4 separate regions of the Homo sapiens genome follow, and regions 2, 3 and 4 are each linked to region 1. The links are chromatin loops, found by intact Hi-C in ENCODE. Cell type or tissue: endothelial cell of umbilical vein. All regions are shown on one strand.

Evidence for each region. Peaks named below come from ENCODE experiments on the same cell type or tissue, not always from the same donor. Only the 100,000 strongest peaks of a DNase experiment are listed, where the experiment ranks them.
Region 2: a loop joins it to region 1, with 7 times the contacts of the local background. A loop is called at or near these places in 12 of 110 quality-filtered maps.
Region 3: it touches region 1 in a loop (7-fold over the local background); 85 of 110 quality-filtered maps call a loop at or near these places.
Region 4: a loop joins it to region 1, with 9 times the contacts of the local background. A loop is called at or near these places in 13 of 110 quality-filtered maps.

What each region holds. Positions count from the first base shown.
Region 1 is chr5:72,521,200-72,526,199 of GRCh38, reverse strand. No RefSeq gene overlaps it. Among named protein-coding and RNA genes, the nearest start is that of ZNF366, 16 kb to the right of the region's middle. RefSeq lists a silencer at 1,884-2,178. In endothelial cell of umbilical vein, a CTCF peak has its summit at 2,018; a DNase peak (open chromatin) is centred at 2,029; H3K27ac peaks cover 518 bases.
Region 2 is chr5:72,392,185-72,397,184 of GRCh38, reverse strand. No RefSeq gene overlaps it. Among named protein-coding and RNA genes, the nearest start is that of PTCD2, 74 kb to the right of the region's middle. RefSeq lists a silencer at 2,299-2,348. In endothelial cell of umbilical vein, a CTCF peak has its summit at 2,293; a DNase peak (open chromatin) is centred at 2,284.
Region 3 is chr5:72,354,016-72,359,015 of GRCh38, reverse strand. It overlaps PTCD2 (pentatricopeptide repeat domain 2), which reads right to left. Exons shown (of 10, transcript NM_024754.5): 10 at 1-813. The coding sequence ends at 589. Among named protein-coding and RNA genes, the nearest start is that of PTCD2, 36 kb to the right of the region's middle. In endothelial cell of umbilical vein, a CTCF peak has its summit at 3,108 (motif pointing left); a DNase peak (open chromatin) is centred at 3,065.
Region 4 is chr5:72,400,910-72,405,909 of GRCh38, reverse strand. No RefSeq gene overlaps it. Among named protein-coding and RNA genes, the nearest start is that of PTCD2, 83 kb to the right of the region's middle. In endothelial cell of umbilical vein, a CTCF peak has its summit at 2,514 (motif pointing left); a DNase peak (open chromatin) is centred at 2,759.

The DNA.
Region 1 (5,000 bases):
ACTCATTTTCTACTGCTGTGTAATAAATATTTTAAATTTACCAGCTCAAAACAACACAGATTTATGATGTCACCATTCCTGCAAGTCAGGAATCTAGACATTGCTTAACTGGATCCTCTGCTTGGGGCCTCACAAGATTGTCTGCAAAGAATTGACCAGGTCTCCTTCCTTCCTGGAGCTCAGAGTCCTCTTCTAACCCTAGGGGGATGTTGAGCAAGAGTTAGTTCCTTGTGGTTACAGGACTGAGGCTGGAAGTTTCCTAGAGACTTCCCACAATTCCCTGCTTTGTGACTCTCAACATATGCAGTTGATGTGATGGCAACTTGCTTCTTCAAGGCCAGCAGGAAAGTCTTGCTTCTTCAGTCTGCTAAAACTTCTATCACAACATAATTATGGGGTGACAGCCCGACATCTTTGTTGTATAATCTAATCTAAGCAAGGGAGTGATCGCCTATCACTTTTGCCATATTCTGTTGAGTAGAAGCAAGTCACAGATTCATCCACACATACAGGGAGTGGATTACAAAGGGCTTGAACAGCAGACAGCAGGAATTACCGGCAGTCACCCTAAGGTCTGTCCACCACGCTCACTGTCCTAATCTATAAAATGGGAATATTTCACAAATGGGAATATTTGTTATGTGTATCAAACAAAATAATAATATGAGAAAGGGCTTGACACAAAGAAAATGCTCAGTAATGTGAAATACCCTTTTCTGGCCCAAGAAGAGGGTCAGTGACGATCAGACCACAGGGTAGTAATTTAAATTTTTAGTCAATGCCTCAGTGCTGATGCAGATTGTCTAAGGGCTGTATTTTTAAAAACACAGAGAGGATATGTCATCTGCCCAAGGTCCTATAATGATAGAGCACAGACAACCTGGAGTCTTTGTCTGACTTCACAGTCAGCACATCACAGTGCCCAGCCGCTCCTGTCCAATGACCTGAGGCCTCTCAGTTCCCCTGTAGCCCTACAATTCATGTCACTCTGAAGGTCCACCCAAGAGCTCTGCTTTTTAAACTAAGTCTGGAGTCTCCAGATTTCTTTATGTACCCCTTCCTCAAATTTGAGCATACATCCCCAAAATGTGTATCTGTGTTTGTTTATAAATTATACATATAAGCTATCATATTAGTTTATTATGAAACATACCCAAAAGAACTTTTCAAAAGATAGAAAACATGTAATAAACCATACGTTAAAGTTTTCTGCCAATTGCAATGGCTCTTCTTCATGAGCTGGTATTAGTTGGGGTTTCCATTAATTGATGGGTTAAATCTATACTTCAAATAAACTTCTTGGTGGAGTTCAATACACTTTGGCCTCTGTGTAGGCTTCTTTGTGGATCTGATTCAATTATCATTATTTTTACTTTGTAATATGATTGAAGGAGTAGGAAAAATGTCTGCTTTGCCATTTTCTTATTCTTTGCAGAATTATTAACTGCATTATTATTAATTGCACTATTATTTGATTTAACTTATTATTCTATTTAACTTGTAATTCTATTTAGTTTGTAATTTAGAGGGCAGGAGTCTTTTAAAAAATTGTTAGTTGACAACATACAAACTGTATTGTGTCACAATACACTAAACACCAGTGAAAGAACGGTAGTATAACAGTCAACCTCTTCACGGTGTGAATTCCCACTTTTCCTTCAGGATAACTCAAGTTCTGTTTGTGACCCATGACCAGCTTATATATGGACCAAGTGAGAGTACCAGTGCCATTATGTATACTAAATGTTGATCAATCTAGATTGCTTATGGGGGAGGATGAATATAAATAACTTTGGAAGTTCTGCAAACCTGTCTTTAGAGACCAGTGAATAAGATTTTTCAGTTGCGAATCCAAGTTAATCAATATTGGAGATTCTGGCATCAATATGAATAGTCATTTTAAAAAAGTATTTATCACACCTTTGCCACCTCTAATGTGTAACATTTCCATATGTCACTTAAGATATCTTGCCAAGTGAGATAAATGAAGCTTAAGAGAATTCAGTTTTATCTCAGCAGAGGGCGTCCCTTCCTTCAACAAGAGGCTGTCTTAAGACCTGGAACCTAAGCAAAGAGGTCATGAGAATAATCTCTAAGTCTAAAAGGACTAAATGAAGTTCATCCATTATCCAACCTAATGTCCTAATTTCCTGTGTGAGCTGAAGTCCAGAGAACTGCTCAGAATTCCATGGTTAGCTGATGACTAAAGAAGGACTAGAATTCAGGCCTCCTATCCTCAGCTCAGGGCATTCTCCAATATTCCCCACAGCCCTTTAATGCACATTTATTAGGAAATATTTATTAGGAATAGTAAGGCTAGCTCATTTACATTTAATGGAATCACTGATAAATTTGGGTTTTAATCTAGCATCTTATTTCATGATTGATATGTTCTACCTCTTCTATGATTCTTTTTCTCATCTCTTGACTTCTTTGGGATCAACTAAGATATTTTAATCATTAGTCTTCCCCTTTACTATTTTGGAAGATTTGCAATAACTATTCTTTTAGTGGCTGGCCTAAAAATTATTATTGTTTTCTATTTATTATTTTATTTTTAACCTTTCATTGCTAACTTATCCAAATATAATATAAATGTTAATCTCTATCATTGGCCTATACAATTCAGAAAGCTTAGAACACTTCAATCCCATCTATCTACATCCCAATTAATTGGCGCTTGTCACAATTTAAAATCCTATGTAATTTTAAAATTCTATAATATATTTTTATTGTTTTTTGGTCTTCACTTCCTGAATCTCAGATTTTCCATCTGGATCATTTTACTTATCCCTTAAATAATCCTTTAAAATTTTCCAAACTCTCAGTTTTTTAGAAAAAAGTATTTATCTTTACCATATATAATATAAATGGATATATAATATAACAATATATTAATAAATAGAATATCTCCTGGGAATAGAAATCTAAGTGAGCAATTATTTTCTGTGAACATGTTGACAATACTATTTTACTGTCTTCTGACTTCAATTATTAACTTTTAAAAGTCAGCTGTCGATTTAATTTTATTTCTTTAAAGATAATATGTCCTTTTCTTTATGGCTGCTTTTAGTATATGGTGGGCTTACAGTTCAGTTTCTTTGGTTTCCTATGGTTTCACTATAAAGTTTCTGGCAGTGCTGTTCTTTAAATTTATATTGTGTAAGCTCTATTAGGCTTCTTGAATCTATTGATTGATGTCTTCTATTAGTCCTTAATATTCTTGGCTATCATATCTTAAAACATTGCCTTTAGTTTATTCTGTCTGTTTTCTTCTTCAAACACAGCAGAGTTATTTTATAGTTTGTGACTAATAATTCCAACAGACATTATTTCCAGTCATTATGGGTCTATTTGTGTTGTCTGTTGTTTCTGCTGGTGTTGTTCAGTGAACTCTGTTTCCATGTATGACTGGTTGTTTTTGACAATGTGTTGGACATTGTGTTTTAAAGATTATTTGTACTAATTTTCACAATAATTTGAGGCCTAGCGTAACATCATCTTCTTCCAAAGAGGATTTTCCTCTGCCTCTGCCAGACACTTGAGGTGCTACCAGTCTGGGTCTATCTTAAACCAAGTTCAAGGCTTGCAGTTTCCTGGACCACCCGAATGACATAAAGCCAAATCAAAATTCTTTGCAGGGATTAGCTTACTCATGATTTACCTTACCTGGATCCTTTGGGATCCCAATTTAAAATGGTCATGATTTATTAAAATCCTGACTTCTGGTGGATTACAGGTCTTGCCTTTTGCCTCCTGGCCCCAGGAATTTACCAAAAATGAATTTCTTTAGGCTTAGCAAATGTTCTTAGAGCAAAATCAGATTCAGATGTTGGTTTTACTCTCTAGGTTCTCCTCTTCTTGATTTTCTTTTTGTAATTCCTCAATATATTGTTAATACTTTGATTCTTTTAAGAAGTTTTTTTTATATTTCATTCAGTTCTTTATGTTTCCTTAGTGGGAGGATTGGTCCAAATTTTCTAATCATCAATTATTGTGAGTAGAAGTTTCAGTTTATGTATTTATCAGCAGGAAAAATATCTTTCATAGCTTTCTATTTCTACTTTATGTTTATGAAATTGTTAGTCACTATAAAGCACTTTATATATACCAAGAATACATATATATATATATATATATATATATATATATATATATATATATATATATAAAACATATCCTACAGAACCAAAATTGTTATGTAGCATTTATCAAGTCCCTTTAAAGACCCAATCCGGTATGATATGAAATTGTTTATAATATAATTTTAAGTCGTGACTACTTCAGGTGTTTGATATTCAGTATGATAAATGTGTGCTTTACCAACTCATAAAAATATAATGGAAGATTCAGTGATCTATATATAACATACATACATAATATCATATCCCACCAAGTGTGCTTATTCATCCCACTGAATGAAAGTGTATTCCCCTTCCCTGGCCTCTTTCAGGTCTTTTCTCTATCCTCATCTTCTCAATGAAGACTTTCCTATATATCCTATTTAAAATTGCAAACTCCCCCACCCTATTCCTGCATTTCTTAATCTCTTCTTGTTTTTCGCTTTTCTCCATCATACATACTTATATACTAAACATTATATATCCTGGCTCTATCTATCACTGCCTCTGCAATCTTGGTAAATCTACTTAACATCTCAATTCCTCATTTTCCCTAGGTATAAAACAGCATGAAGAAAAGCATCCAACTCTTCTTCATCTGGATGCCTCACAGTGAGTATGGTGATAGATCACAAAGGGGGTTAAATTTTAATAAGATTGTTACCATTATTGTTGCATAATAGCATTTTTTATATTAATGTGCTGGATTGTAAGAAATGACCACAAATTCCTCCTATCTATATATGCACAAATACAGTCTAATCTTCATTCTCTTATATCTGGATAGCCTTATGACCTGCTTTGTGGTGGAAATGACACTGTATGTTTTAATTGCAGGCTTCAAGAGCCTATGTAGCATCCACTCTTACCCTCCTAGAA
Region 2 (5,000 bases), 130 kb after region 1:
TATGATTATTAAGCTTTTTATCACTAAATAATTACTCGTTGAAAAGAAGAGAGGAACAGAGCTAGTGGGAAACTAAAGCTGGGGAAGTTTCAGGGAATTGTACCAAGCTGGTGTCCCTTGACTTGTTTTCAAGCTGTGAATGTATAACCACATTCTGTGAGCATCATGCTTTGAAGGCTGAGTATGGAGAAAGTTTACGTTATTTTGAAATAAAAATATTTAAGTAACTTTGATGCCTCTTTAGGAGCTTCTGATTCAAAACAAAAATCTGACTCAGTTTTTTTCTCTATACAATTTGATATATTCAGGGTTTTTTCAAAATCAGCACATGTTGCTGTAGTAATTAAACACACAAATATACACACGCAAATAAATACATGGAGAAGTGGAGGAAAGAGAAAGTCTCAAAGGACATACTGTAAAGTGTCAGCTTTGGCTAATGGAATTATAAGTAGTTTTTACTTTGTAGAAATACTGTATAACTTGCTACTGTGTGGGCTTTTTGCAGTTAGTATGGATTACAGAGATATACAATAAAACTCTTACTATCTCACACACAAAAAGACCTGCAGGCAAAGAGCCCTGCATCCATAACACAAGGGGCTTTCTGACAGGGGTGTCATTGCCTAGAATCAGGGTTCATTTATCTATTTTCTCCTTCCTTCTTTCCCTTAAGTTTGGCCTTGAGGAGGCACAAATGTTATTTACAGAAATACACTTTCATACAAAAACACACCACACACACACATCCCAAACAAAACTCCCATTCTTATTCTTCTGAGGTTGATAAATGTGATCAGGGTTCTTTTCGAATGCCTAACACTAAGGTGTGGTGGTGTTCATCAGGGTCCCACAGGAAGCCAGAGAGCAAAAGCCCTGATTGTTGCAATCCATACAGGACAAGCCTCCCAGGGCCAAGAGCAGCGCAGTCACCAGTGGAGAGGAAGAACAGAAAAATACCCAGCACGAGTGTGAATGTTGAAGTTACTTTAGTAGTTTTTATACAACATCGTATTCAACTATTGAAGCATATATTTTAGAACTCAGTCACAGCCATTTTATATGCCACAAATAAGTTGGCTTGGTGGGTCTAAGCTGGGGGCTAACAACCAGATTTGCAAGCCCAGAGAATGAGGGGAAAACTTCCAATCCCTGAAAATATTCTTTTCCATGACAATCTATTTAATTGTAATATTTGTGGTTAACAGGATTTCTCCAAGCCCAGGTGTACAGGTCCAGATCTATTTGCAAATATCCAGGTCTTTCCAAATTTAATTGCTATGTCTAACATTGCGATCTGAAAGCTACCCACCCCCAGTGTCACATTCCAAATTATCAGCTTTTTCTGGATTCCTATTTAAACGAGATTCTATCTGCAGAATTAAAACTTGTCCTCAGCATTTTTCACATGTGAGTTTTTTGTTTGTTTGTTTGTTTGTTTTTGAGACAGAGGTTTGCTCTTTGTTGCCCAGGCTGGAACCTCCGCCTCCCAGGTTCAAGCGATTCTCCTGTCTCAGTCTCCTGAGTAGCTGGGATTGCAGGCCCACCACCACACTCAGATAATTTTTGTATTTTTAGTAGAGACGGGGTTTCACCATGTTGGCCAGGCCGGTCTCAAACTCCTGACCTCAGGTGATCCACCCGCCTTGGCCTCCCAAAGTGCTGGGATTACAGGCATGAGCCACCATGCCCAGCCCACATGTGAATTTTTAAGTACTGGTATGTGTCTTAAGGCAGGAATTCTTTATTTTATTTTCTTACTTCATTCAAAATACTTTCCCTCTTAAAGAAATTTTTTGGGCAACTCCGTCTTATCAACCACCTTAAAATTTCTTCTGGAAAAACTCTTTCTGGCGCGTAAAGTCTTACTTCTATGAAGAGTTCTTCCTTGCGGTAGAATCATAAACAAGAAATAGTCTCAGAGGTTATCTCAACCAATGTCTTCAATTGCCTGATAAGAAAAATTCCTCATGCTTTTTTCTTGTTTTAATGATAGTGCTTAGATTTCAACAAAACTCTTCTGCTCTCATTTGTTCTCTGGTATCATTTATCTTTCAATTATTGTTTAAGATCTCCCACACCATTAATAACTTAAGATAAAAACAGAAATCTACAGAGTTTCTTTCTCTCTGAGAGCTTTTCCTGTATTCCACTCTCCGTGTTAGATGACTGATGAGCCTGGGATTCTTCCTCTTAATGTCTGGTTAGGTTTTCAGAGGAAATGTTGACTTTTGCCACGAATGGTGGCAATCTCTAATCTTCTGGGACCTCATGCTAGCACACTCTTGCCCCACCTAGAGGTGCTTTGGCCCAGAGCTTTTCTGCATCTTTGTGGTAGAGACCTCTGGGTTCCTACAGTGCAGTGGGCACATTCACAAGCAACTCCCCCAACCTCACCCCCACCTGATTCTGCTATAAAGAGGAATTATTGTCTGCATGTTAAAGGGGAAGAAACAATGACTGTGAGATCAAGTGTACTGACAGAATTTCACTAGTTGAGGCTATAGCTGGGATATAAGCCTGGGTTTTCTGACTCCAATTTATCTACATCGCTATTTTCTTTACCTATTGCTAGGCTTTTTTCTCCTCTCTTTTACACTCTACTAACCAGCCCCATCCTGTGCCACCAGAAAAGAGGTGAGTGAATAACAGGGAAGAAAGCACTGCCATTCCATCCTTGGACCATCTGGAGTTAAGAACTCCCCTCCTTAAACAATTAAGTCCTCTGTTTTTTCACTTATTGTCCCCAGAAAGAATCAATAATGTTATGTTGTTTGTTTTTTGAGATGGGTCCAACTGTTCTTCGAGACGGGGTCCAACTATGTTGCCCAGGGTGGTCTTGAACTCCCGAGCTCAAGCAATAACAACGTTAAGTTTTAACCACTTCTTCCCTTCCTGCTCGTCTGGATTGCTAATAACTGTTAATATTAATTTAATGTTAGGTTTAATGCAACATTTATCTCAGAATAACTTTCTTGCTGCGTTTTAGGGGTTTTTTCTCCCCTTCATTCAAATCAAGGTCATTTTTCTCCAATCTCAAAGCAATGTTAGAGACTGTGCCTATATGAAACTCCCTTATCACTATTTTTCTTCAGTAGAATACTTTTGAGCTGCTTTAGGGATATAGCAAAACAGAAAGAGAAGAATATATGTTCCCATGCACCCATTTATGGTAGAACCATTATACAAAAAAAGTCAGTCACAACGAAAGCATAATCCATAAAATATGAATGTTGATAAATTGGACTTCATCACAATCAAAAACTTTTGTACTTCAAAAGACCCCACTAAGTCAACAAAAAGACAAGTCGCAGGCTAGAAGAAAGTACTTGCAAATCATGTATCTAACAAAGGACCTGAATTTAGAACATATAAAGAACTCTTATAACTCGATATACAAGAAAACAAACAACACAATTTAAAAATGGACTAAACAAATATTTCACCAAGAAGATATAGGATTGTTTAACAAGCATATGAAAAGATGTTGGATGTCATTGCTCACTAGAGAAATGCAAAGTAAAACCACAATGAGTTACTACTCGATACACTAGGGTGACTAAAATAGAAAAGATGGACAATAAAGAGTGTTGGAGAGAATATGAAGCAATTGGAAAATTGCTGATGGGGATGGAAAATGGTACAGCTACTTTGGAAAATAGTTTGGTAGTTTCTGAAAAAAATAAACATAAACTCACCATACAAACCAGTAATTCCACTCTGAAGTGTCTATCCAAGAGAAATAAAATCAAGTATCTATACAAAGACTTGTAGGCAAATGTTCATTGCATGATTATTCATAAAAGCCAAACTTTATGCTAACTGAAAGGAGCCAGATGTACACATGAATACATATTGTATCTCATTTATATGAAATCTATAGAGACAGAAATTAGATTAGTGGTTTCCTGGGGCTGAGGGTGGAGTAGAGATTCACTGCAAATGGGCATGAGGCAATTCTTTGAGGCAATGAAAAAGTTGTAAAACTGGGTGGTAGTGATGGTTGCATAATTCTGCAAAAATAATACAATTGAAAACTTGAAACAGACAAATTTTATGGTGTGGAAATTAATCTCAGTTAGACAATTTCCTTAATTCAACATTGCTAAGTGCTTATCTTTAGCTTTATTGATTGGCGTTTGAACCTATGAGCCCACCTTAATTTGCTAGGCATTTACTCATTTCTGGGCAAACTAGCATCAGAGGAGAGGGTCAAAACACAGTACATTATCACCTGGTGCTATTTACCCCTGCATGAAAACTGAGCAACTTATACTCCATACAGACTTTTAAAAGTGTATGTTGATTTCCTTTAGCAGTGTACCAAATTTTGACAATGTTAGTCAATGTCTTCAAACTCTAATATCAAATAAACAAATACATTTGAAATGCTAACTCTTAAACTTTACCAGACTGGTCTTCTTGCCACTAAGAGGGCATTAACCTACTCTGGTTTCATGCTGATAGAAGGTCAAGAATGTTTGCCATCTGCCCTAACTCCGTTCAAACATCATGTGGCCTGCCTTAGAGCTGTACTATTTTAGTAACAAGAATTATCCACCTGGGAAAGAGGCCAGAGTAGCTGAAGAAACCAAACCAGAAGCTAACAGACAGAATCCCCTTGTTTGGCTTTAAGTACTTGTAATGAAATTAAACTTTCTTGTCAGACTATTTACACAAATGCCAGTTCCACACAGGTTATAACTGGACTCTGTGCTGCACAGCTTAGGCAGTTTACTCATCACCTACCAAATATGCTCTGCCATGTTAAGGTAAGAAGTTATATAACCCTTTTCTTGGCAAACATTTTAAGCAACAACAAAATAGCCATGAGCAACAGAGGAAATTAGGCTGTGATTCATTAAACAACTCCAACTTAAATGCTATGGTTTGCATGGGCTCGAGTCCTCACAAATATGAATTCCCCCTAAGTCTTGAGAGGTCATTTGTGCATTTGGAAATGGAAAGAAATCTGATAATAGATGTCTCCAAAAGTGCAC
Region 3 (5,000 bases), 170 kb after region 1:
ATTTCTCTTATTTTTGAGAAAATATGATCCTACTAAACCTTGAATGAAGATTTCAAATCTATATGCAAAGACACATAGGCATTATTGTTTTGCAGATGGAAAAATAAGGGCTCAAGTCATAGACATATATGATGGCAGAGCAATGAGAAAATCCTGGGCTGTTTTCTAACATGGTAAAATAGGGTTTCATACCTCCTGAATTCAGCAAGGATGTAATTTGCAAGTAACTACTCCTTTGAAAATCAGAGTTATCCACACTTGTAGTGAAATTCATTCCTGATGGTGCTTACTGGGTTCCACTCTGGTGTCGGAAGCTGAACCGGAGACTGACCAGGTTCCTTCAAGGATCCTCAGCCATGCAAAAGGGAAGCGCCTTTCTGAGGGAGCCAAGCTTGCATCTAGACCTTCACAGTGGTGCAACATAACTTCTCAGAGATCGGCATGGTACCATTCAGTGAATTTGGGAATTTCAGGAGAAGACCAAGTGTCAGCACACTGTCTGCTGAAGTGCGATACCTGGCTTCTTAGGAAAGGTAATAACTCACTAGAAGCAGGCCCCTCAGATCCATAGGTGGACTGAAACCAGGGTTACTCAGCCAACAGGGACTGGCTGAGTGGCTGGAAGGTGCGACGGCTGACCATCCTCTTGTTTAATAGCAACGTGTGAGATTTCCTGTCCCTGGGGGTGTGGCAGAGCACAGCATCCAAAGAATCAGTGGTGACCTGGCCAGTGATGTGCAGTGTCCCATAGATCTCATCAAATTTGGCCACAAGGGCAGGCACATCCTTCACTTTTTCCCTCACTTTGGCCAGCTGGAAAAAAGCAAGAACACATCATTACATCTCTGCAAGATTTCTTCCTTATTCTTACTATAACCCTAAGAAAAAGAAATGGACATGAACAAAAATGTATGGTAGGCCAGGCGAGGTGGCCCATGCTTTAATCTAAGCAATTTTGGACGCTGAGACAGGAGGACTGCTTGAGCACAGGATTTCTAGGCCAGCCTAGGCAACACAGTGAGACTTTGTCTGTAAAAAAATTTTTTTAAAAATTAGTTGGTGTAGTGGGAGGATCACTTAAGCCCAGGAGACAGAGGCTGCAGTGAGCTGTGATCGTGCCACTGTACTCCAGCCTTGGCGACAGAGTGAGTCTTAAAAAAAAAAAAAAGTATGGTATACACCTAAAATCGTGAAAACCAGGGTACTGGGGCACACAGACAGCAGTATTACTATGAGGGATTCCAAAAGCTACACACAAAATTCAAAATTAGTACTTGAAAATCATACCTAATATAAAAAAAGGGGGGTTCAAATAACACATCATATATAATGAAACACACCAAGTAAAGGAGGTCATATACCAGTGGAATCAACTTTGTTCAATGTAATGATTAGAGCAGGAGGAGGCAGGGCCAAATTACATAGGCTTTATATATATTCCACAATAAGTTTTTTGAAATTTATTCTAAAAAAGCCATCAGAGCATCTAAAGTGGGAAATGATCTCATTTCTGTTCAAAAAGTTGCAGAGAATGAACTGGAGTGTACAGAAATGTGGAGACTATTCTGGAGGCCCACACCATAGCCCAGATAAGAAACAATGGTAGTTGAGATTGGGAAAGGTACAGAAAAGAAGGAGAAGTACACTTATGTGAGGTATATTTTGGAGTTTACACTGAAAGGACTTATTTTTGAATGGGTGAAGGAAAGGGAGGTGTCAAAGCTATCTTCTCAATTGGGGCTTTAATAGCTTGATGATGGGTGCTATCATTTCCTGATAGAGAAGACAGGGAGGCGAGATTTGGAAGGGAAAATCAAGAGCTCTGTTTGGACCTGATTGAGACGGCTGTGAACCATCTAAATGGGTATGTCTAGAACGTTGTTGGATATACAAGTCTGGGGCATGAAGGAGAGGTCTGGGCTAGAGGCATACGTAGTAGAGTCACAAGTATATGATGGTATTTAACCCCCAAAATGGGTGAACTAGAATGGAGAATGTGAAGCTGCTTTCTGAATAAAATCAGCATTTTACTTAGTTCAATCCTTATCAAGGGTACAATCTCAACACATTTCTTGATGGAATTTAATTGGGATCAAGCTTCCTAATAAATCCTTTGCCCCTCTTCCACCTCTTCCAAATATATAACACTGTTTGCACCTGCACATCTTCCTTTGAGACAATGGCTCCCAACCATGCCTGCAGACAAGCAGCTTAAGCACTTCTTAATGTTCTTAAAAAAGAATAGCTTGTTTAGTCCTCATGTTCAAGGTGAAAATGACTTAATGTGCAGCATATGGCTTCTAAAAGCAGCAGAGCAAACATGCCAAGCTGGAGGTAATTTTGATCTAAAAACTGTAACAGTTCTGTTACATAACTACAGAAATAAATCAGCAATTATTTTCAATAGTCCTGTGGTGGTATAATAGCACCTATGATAGTTTATAGTCTTATCTCCCTACATAACACTTTTTAAATAACTGCTGGCATAAGCATTAAATGCACTTTGTAAAATGCAGACGTTTACAATATAGGACTCCACTTGCAATCTCACACATATATATTTAGAACTAGCTCAAAAGCTACTGGAGTTATATGAATCAATCCATTTCTCATCAAGCTGTTCCTTGAGTGGTCCCACAGTAACCAGAGGGAAGACACTGAACTAGAGGGTTCATTTTCTAAGTACAAGAGTCTTATATGAGTATTTTTCAATATAAAGTTTGTTCGGGTGCTTTAGCCATATAAATGGGTGACAATGTATTGATGGTTCAGGTCTAAGGAATGGTTGTTAACAACAATGCTGCTGAGAAAATGGAAGTTGGATTTCACATGTACACATACACACGTGACTATGCACTTTAAAATCTGTTCATGCTTCTACTTTCCCTACTTTTCTAAACTTACTCCAAAAGGGTTGGGTGGATCACAGCCTACACAGAGCTAAAACTGCAAATAGAAAGAAGCGTTAAATCAACCATATCCAGTTAGTCATTTTCCTGACAAGCTCCCTTTTATCAGAAGGAAGAAGCCTTTGGGTGGAAGTGAGGAAATGGAACAGGGCTGGGAAGGCGACAGTGTGGCAGGAGGAGGAAGCAGCCACTGCCCTCTAGTGCCAATCCTGCTGTCTCAGCCTTCAGCCTGGACCAAACTATAAAAGAGAGGCAGGAGAAATGAGGGAGGAAGAGAGGACCAACCAACAGGCCACTTGGTTGGTCAAAATGACAATATCAGTATTATTACTAACAATATGATCACTGTCAATAACGTACAATTTCTTTACACTTCTGTTTTTCACCTTAAGTTACATGCTATGAGAGATACACAAATTACTACATCTCAAATGACCTACAAGAATTCCAATTTGTGTACTTAAGCCATCAATGTGACACATGGGTTCATTTGTTTCATTTCACTTTCAATTTTTAGGAACTGTTTTTTCTCTTCATTTTTATTTAACTCTGCTTTACAGTTCTGCAAAGCATTTACATGGTTCCTAAATGAAATACATAAACAAGGTACATTCGGAGAACTCATGTTTCCGTCCCTCACTTTCACTTTCAAAACTTTTATTTCTTAATTTTTTAAAATTAAATTTAAAAAATAATTTGTCAATTACTTTAATTGTCAAATAATAATTGTGTATATTTATAAAGTTCAATGTGATGTTTCAATCTATGTGTATACTGTAGAAAGATTCAGTCAAGCTAACAAAACTATCCATCATCTACCAATGTGTCTTTTTCTGCGGTGAAACATTAAAATATACTTCTTTGGCATTTTTGAAATATGCATAATAATTAACTGTGGTTCCTAAAGACTCAATCAAAAAAACCTTTAGGACTGATAAAGTCAGTAAAGCTGCAGGTTACAAAATTTACATACAAAAACAGCAGTATTTCTATAAAAAAAGATCTGAAAAAGAAATCAACATAACCACTTAAGTTTTGTTTTTTTTATCGTAGTGTTTTTCAAAAACATAAATATATAAAAATAACTATATGGTCCCGCCTTCTTAAGGCATACTACACATACCCATTTGCATCTTACTTTTGTCACTTAAAAACATATTTAAGTGATCCATATAAATGGTAATCCATAGCAGTATATGATGTAGCTGTTCCTCATTTCCTGTCCTTTGTACGAACAGACCCTAATTTGTACAACTAGTTGTCTAGTGATGGAAATTTGGGCTTTTTTCCAGTCTGCTGTTATTAGAAATTGGATTGCAACAAATAGCCTTGTACATACAACTTCTTTATATTTGCCAGTATATTTTTAGAATATACTCCAAGAAGTGGGAGGATTGAGTCAAAGGGTGAAAGTATTTGTAGTGTACCAATCTGTATTCGCTGTAGCAGCATTTCCTCAGATGATAGCGCCCATTTCCTCAGAGCCTCACCAACCAAGTTGGCTGGCAAACTTGCAGATTTCTATTCAAGAGAAATATCATAGGGTAGTTTTATTTAGCATTTTCTTGATATGGGCAAGAGAATCTTTTCGAAAGTTTAAAGGCCATTCACAATTCATTTTTAGTAAATTCTGTCCACATCTCTTACCCATTTTTCTTCAGGGTTGTTGGTTCTTTTCTCAGAATTTTCAAAAAGAGCTTTTTTTTTTTTTTTTTTTTTTTTTTCAGATGGAGTCTCATTCTGTCGCCAGGCTGGAGCGCAGTGGCGCAATCTCGACTCCCTAGTTCAAACGATTCTCGTGCCTCGGCCTCCTGAGTACCTGGGACTACAGGCATGCACCACCACGCCCAGCTAATTTTTATATTTTTAGTAGATACGGGGTTACATTTTGGCCAGGATGGTCTCGATCTCCTGACCTCATGATCCGCCTGCCTCAGCCTCCCAAAGTGCTGGGATTATAGGCATGAGCCACCGCACCTGGCCTCAAAAAGAGCTCTTGAAATATTAGGGCTAGTTAGCCTTTTGTCAGTATGATTAAAAATTGATTACTTACCTCTTGACTTTGCTTGTAGACTTTTTGCCACATGAAAA
Region 4 (5,000 bases), 120 kb after region 1:
GTTAGGGATAAGAAGAAGACTTCCTATGTGTGCCTTTTTGAACCTTTGAAAATTTTGAACAATGTGAACATAATTGCTTGTCAAAAACTACAGTTTTTAAATGTTAAAAAATTAAATGAAAGAATCCATTTCCGACACATTTAGTAATTTCCTAGTCTCTTGCCTATGCCTATATGCTTGTGGTTAATTACATTTACATTCATGACTTAATTAGTTCAAAAATTGCAGTTCCGTCATTTCATTCTGAAGGATATTTATTTATTTATTTTAGGGATGGGGTCTCCCTGTGCTGCCCACGCTGGTCTCAACCTCCCGGGCTCAAACAATGGATATTTATTTTTAAATACTCTTTCAAGCTTTTTGTCTTTGGTTATTGAAGCCCACATTCATTCACATTTTTTTAAATCTCAATAAACTTTTGAGGGGAGAATTCTTGAATTTGAAAGACTGCAAGATAGTTCCCATAATGGCTAGATAGTATTTTCTGGATAGGTGGCAGGGGAGGAGAGGTAATGTGTCCAGAGTCAGTTCCTTCTGGTGGGTTAGTGGTCTCGCTGACTTCAAGAATGGAGCTGCAGACCTGCCGGTGAGTGTTACAGCTCTTAAAGATGGCACGGACCTGAAGAGTGGGGAGCAGGAAGATTTATTGTGAGGAGTGAAAGAACAAAGCATCCACACCATCGGAGAGGACCCTAGTGGGTAGCTGCTGCTGGCTGGCTTGGCCAGCTTTTATTCCCTTATTTGTCCCTTCCCATGTCCTGTTTCTGTCCTATCAGAATGTCCTTTTCTCAATCCTCCCTGCAATTGGTTACTTTTAGAATCCTGCTGATTGGTCCATTTTACAGAGTGCTGATTGGTCCACTTTACAGAGCGCTGATTGGTCCATTTTACAGAGCACTGATTGGTCCATTTTACAAACCTTTTGCTAGCTACAGAGCACTGATTGGTGTGTTTTTACAAAGTGCTGATTGGTGCATTTTACAAACCTCTTGTTAGCTACAGAGCGCTGATTGGTGCATTTTACAATCCCCTTGTAAGACGGAAAAGTTCTCCAAGTCCCCACTTAACCCAGGAAGTCCAGCTGGCTTCACCTCTCAGTAAGGCAAAAATATAAAGAAAAGGGGAACTTTTTTAGTGAATATTTTTCTGTCTCCCTTCAATATGAGATCATTCTGATATTTGATTAAACTTTTCTTGTTGAGCTTGCCGTAAATCTTCAGTCACTGAAATTAATGAATGAGTAGTTCCAATGTTTAGCAGATTCTTCATGGTATAGAGGACTCTTTACTGGGACCATGCCATTCCTTGGCATGGAGCTTGTGGGCCCCATCCTGTCTGGGGCCTCACAGTAAGATTGGACTGAGAACAACAGAGCAAGAGTGGGAGCGAAGGTGGATGCTGTGAGGTTGCCATCCTCTGCCTTCAGTCACCTTCCTCCTTCTCATGGTGCCTCCTGCCTCATGCTGCCCTGAGCCTCCACCCTTTCCAGACCCCTCCACAACACACTCACACTCACACTCTTCCTCACGTCTATAGCAACAGATGTCAGATGGGAGTGTGCATTGAGTCACCTGGAGGGCTTGTTAAAACCCAGATTTATGGGCCCCACTTCCAGATTTTCTGATCTAGAAGGTCTGGAGTGGGGCCCAAGAATTTGCATTTCTAACAAGTTCCCAGGGAATGCTAAAGCTTCTGACCTGGGAATCGCACTTTGAGAACTTTTTACTCATCTTTCTCTTTCCTCTTCTAAAAGTGTGGGTTTTACTTTTGGTTACTTAGAAAGGATCTAATCAATGAATTAATTCTAGTATAATGGAAAGAGCTTGAAGTTGGAGGCAAGTAAAGCCAGATTCACAGATAGACCCCATCATTTGTTAGCCATGCGATGCTGAGCAAGAATCTTAACTTGTCGCAGCCTCAATTTCCTCATCTGTAAAATGGGAATACTAACACCTACCTCATATAATTAAATAATGTGTGTAATGGGTCTAGACCACATTAGATATTCAATGAACATCAGCTTCTTTAACCCCAATCCCTTTCTTGATATACAATGGGCTGGTTACCACTCAAGGTATTAACCCATGCAGGAATTCCCAGGATGATATGAGCAATTACTTATATACATGCAACTCTTTACATTTACAAAATAAATTAATATACTTTATCTTCTGAAGGAAATTTGAGAATATACATTTTTAACAAACATCCAAGATAATTTTCATATGCGCCAAAGTTTGAAACCAACAAATATCTCACTTAATCCTCACAGCAACCTAAAGGATGGCATTATTAATCAGATTTTACAGATGAGAAACTAAGACTCAAAGAAGTTAAGTGACTCTCCACAACAGCAGAGCTAGATCCCAGACCTCTGGCTTGTGAATTCAACTCTTCAATATGAAGATAAAAATCTTTAATGGTGGTATTTTAGGCATCAGAGACAGGAAAATGGGAGATATTTTTGCCTAGATGACCACAGTTGGCGCCACCTGATGTCCAACGGGTGAGTTGCATGGGAATCTGGGAGGCTGATTGGTTAGTTCTAATATGATAGGGTCTGATTCTGTGGCTCCTGTACAGTTAACTTACAAAAGGATGCACCTGATCCAGGTGTCTTGCGGCCTTTCAACTCTGAATGGCTGACCAAGTGCCAGTTGGCTTTCTGGAATGGAATATTTAGTGACCCTGCTGACAGACAAGCTTCCACCTTTTCCATTCCTTCTTTTATAGCTTGAGCCTTAATAAGGGAAGGATGCAGTTGTTCCTAAATGTGGCTCTGGAAAAATCTTAACCCAGGAAAGAACAAATATTAGTTTGGAGCTTTACAAGTGGGGATGGCCACCAGCCAACAAACTACCCGTTAGGTTATTTATACTGCAAAAGGAAATGATGTACTTGCAAGCTACTTCTTTTCAGCTCATGCCTAATCCAAAATATTGTTCCAGAAATCAAAACCTGGTGTTGAAATTAACAAAAAATATTTAGTGGACATCACATGGCTTCCTCTTATAAATTCACAATTCCATGTAGTTACCTATGACACATGCTCACGGTTTAAGTGGCCATTTTTAATCAAGACTGACTTGATTCTCTATCTGACCTTCCCATCCTAAAACCTTATTTGCTTCTTGGAAACTCCCTGTGAGCACATGTGTAAGGAATGCCCCTCAGGCTTCCATGGAGAATTTTTTTTTGTACTTATTTATTTTAAGTAAAAGATATTTGAGAGGAACATAACTTTGGACAAGGGCACTGAAACTAGCCAAGGGAGAAATTAATCCATAACTTGGTACAAACAGTTCAACAACTGGAAATAGGATTCTTATACTTAAGGACACTCAGGCCAACGGGTGTGGTAGCAAAATCATGTAAGCCAAAAATTTCCCCATGAGCTCTGGGAGGGAAATTCCACTTTCTCATCAAAGAAATGAAGCTTACCCCCTCTACTTCCAGCTGGAGACAAAGCATGATTTTTCTTGATGTTGGCATCCCAAGAATTCATCATAAGCCCCACTGGGAAAATGACACCTGAACTCAGAGTCAGATCTGGTGCTGTCGGCAAAGAGCTTGAATAGGTTTGCCTATACTAGACTGCAAAATACTTCAGGGCTCAAAACCACCTCTTCACCCTCCTTTTGCAGGTGAGCATGAGCCTGGATTGAAGTGGGTGGTAATGAACTCTTGAAGGAAGCAGTAACTGTGAAATAGATCATTTTCGCATTGTGGACATGCTGAATTTGTGGTGTTCACAGACCATGGTGAGATCAAATAAGAAACATTAGAATCAATTTCTCAACTCTAGCTGAAGATGCAAAGCAAGAGTTTATAAGCCTGGTGAGAGAATGAACACATTTTCTTTACATTATAAATTTCTCTAGTTGAGGGTGAAAGTTTTCAGGAGGAATACCAAGTAGTTCAGTCATTTGACATCTAAAGCAGAGCTTGTCTCCTGCATATGAACAAAACCACTCATCTTGAGCTATTTCCCTAAAGGTGGGCTACTTCTTAGCCAGCTGAGATACATCAGCTACTGAAATTCTCAATCAAGGAATCCAAGACAAGAAATGACTCAGGGTCCTTCTTTATTGGTGTCAGTCCAATTTTACTTAATGCTAGACCTGTACTAATTTGCACTATAGAATTCTTTTTAAAAAAATAATTTTTATTTTTGAGACAGGGTCTTGCTGTGTTGCCAAGGCTGGGATGTGGTGACACGATCTTTGCTCACGGTAACCTCCACCTACCAGGCTCAAATGATTCTCCCACATCAGCCTCCTGAGTAGCTGGGACTACAGGTGTATGCCACCATGCCTGGCTAGTTTTTTGTATTTTTTGTGGAGATGAGGTCTTGCCATGTTGCCCAGGCTGGTCTTGAATTCTTGGACTCAAGCAATTTGCCTGCCTTGGCCTCCCAAAGTGCTGGGACTACAGGCATGAGCCACCATGCCTGGTCTGCACTATAGATTTCTGAAATTAAACTCTAGAATTAAGCAAATCTGATGCATACCATGATGATGAAGACAAATACAGAAGACAATACAATTTCTGTGTAATTCAGAAATGTGAGTGATAGATTTATTTATTCACTCATTCATTTATTCAATAAATATCCAATAAGCTTCTGGTCAGGGGGTCACTGTACAACCCTAGGGCATACCATTCATAGATATCTCCATGCTGGGGAAACAAGGGATACTTCCTGTAACAGCCCAACAGGTTATCCTTGCCTGCTGCCCAGATAAAGCCAATTTGTCAAGACAGGGGAATTGCAATAGAGAAAGAGTTTAATTCGCACAGAGCTAGCTGACTGGGTGACAGGAGTTTTATTACTCAAATCAGTATCTCCAAAAATTCAGAGGCTAGGGTTTACAAGGATAATTTGGTGGGAAGGGGAATTGGTGCTGCTGATTGTTTGGGGATGCAATCATAAGAGTGTGAAAAACAGTCCTTGCACACTGAGTCCACTTCTGGATGGGGGCCATAGGACCAGTTGAGTC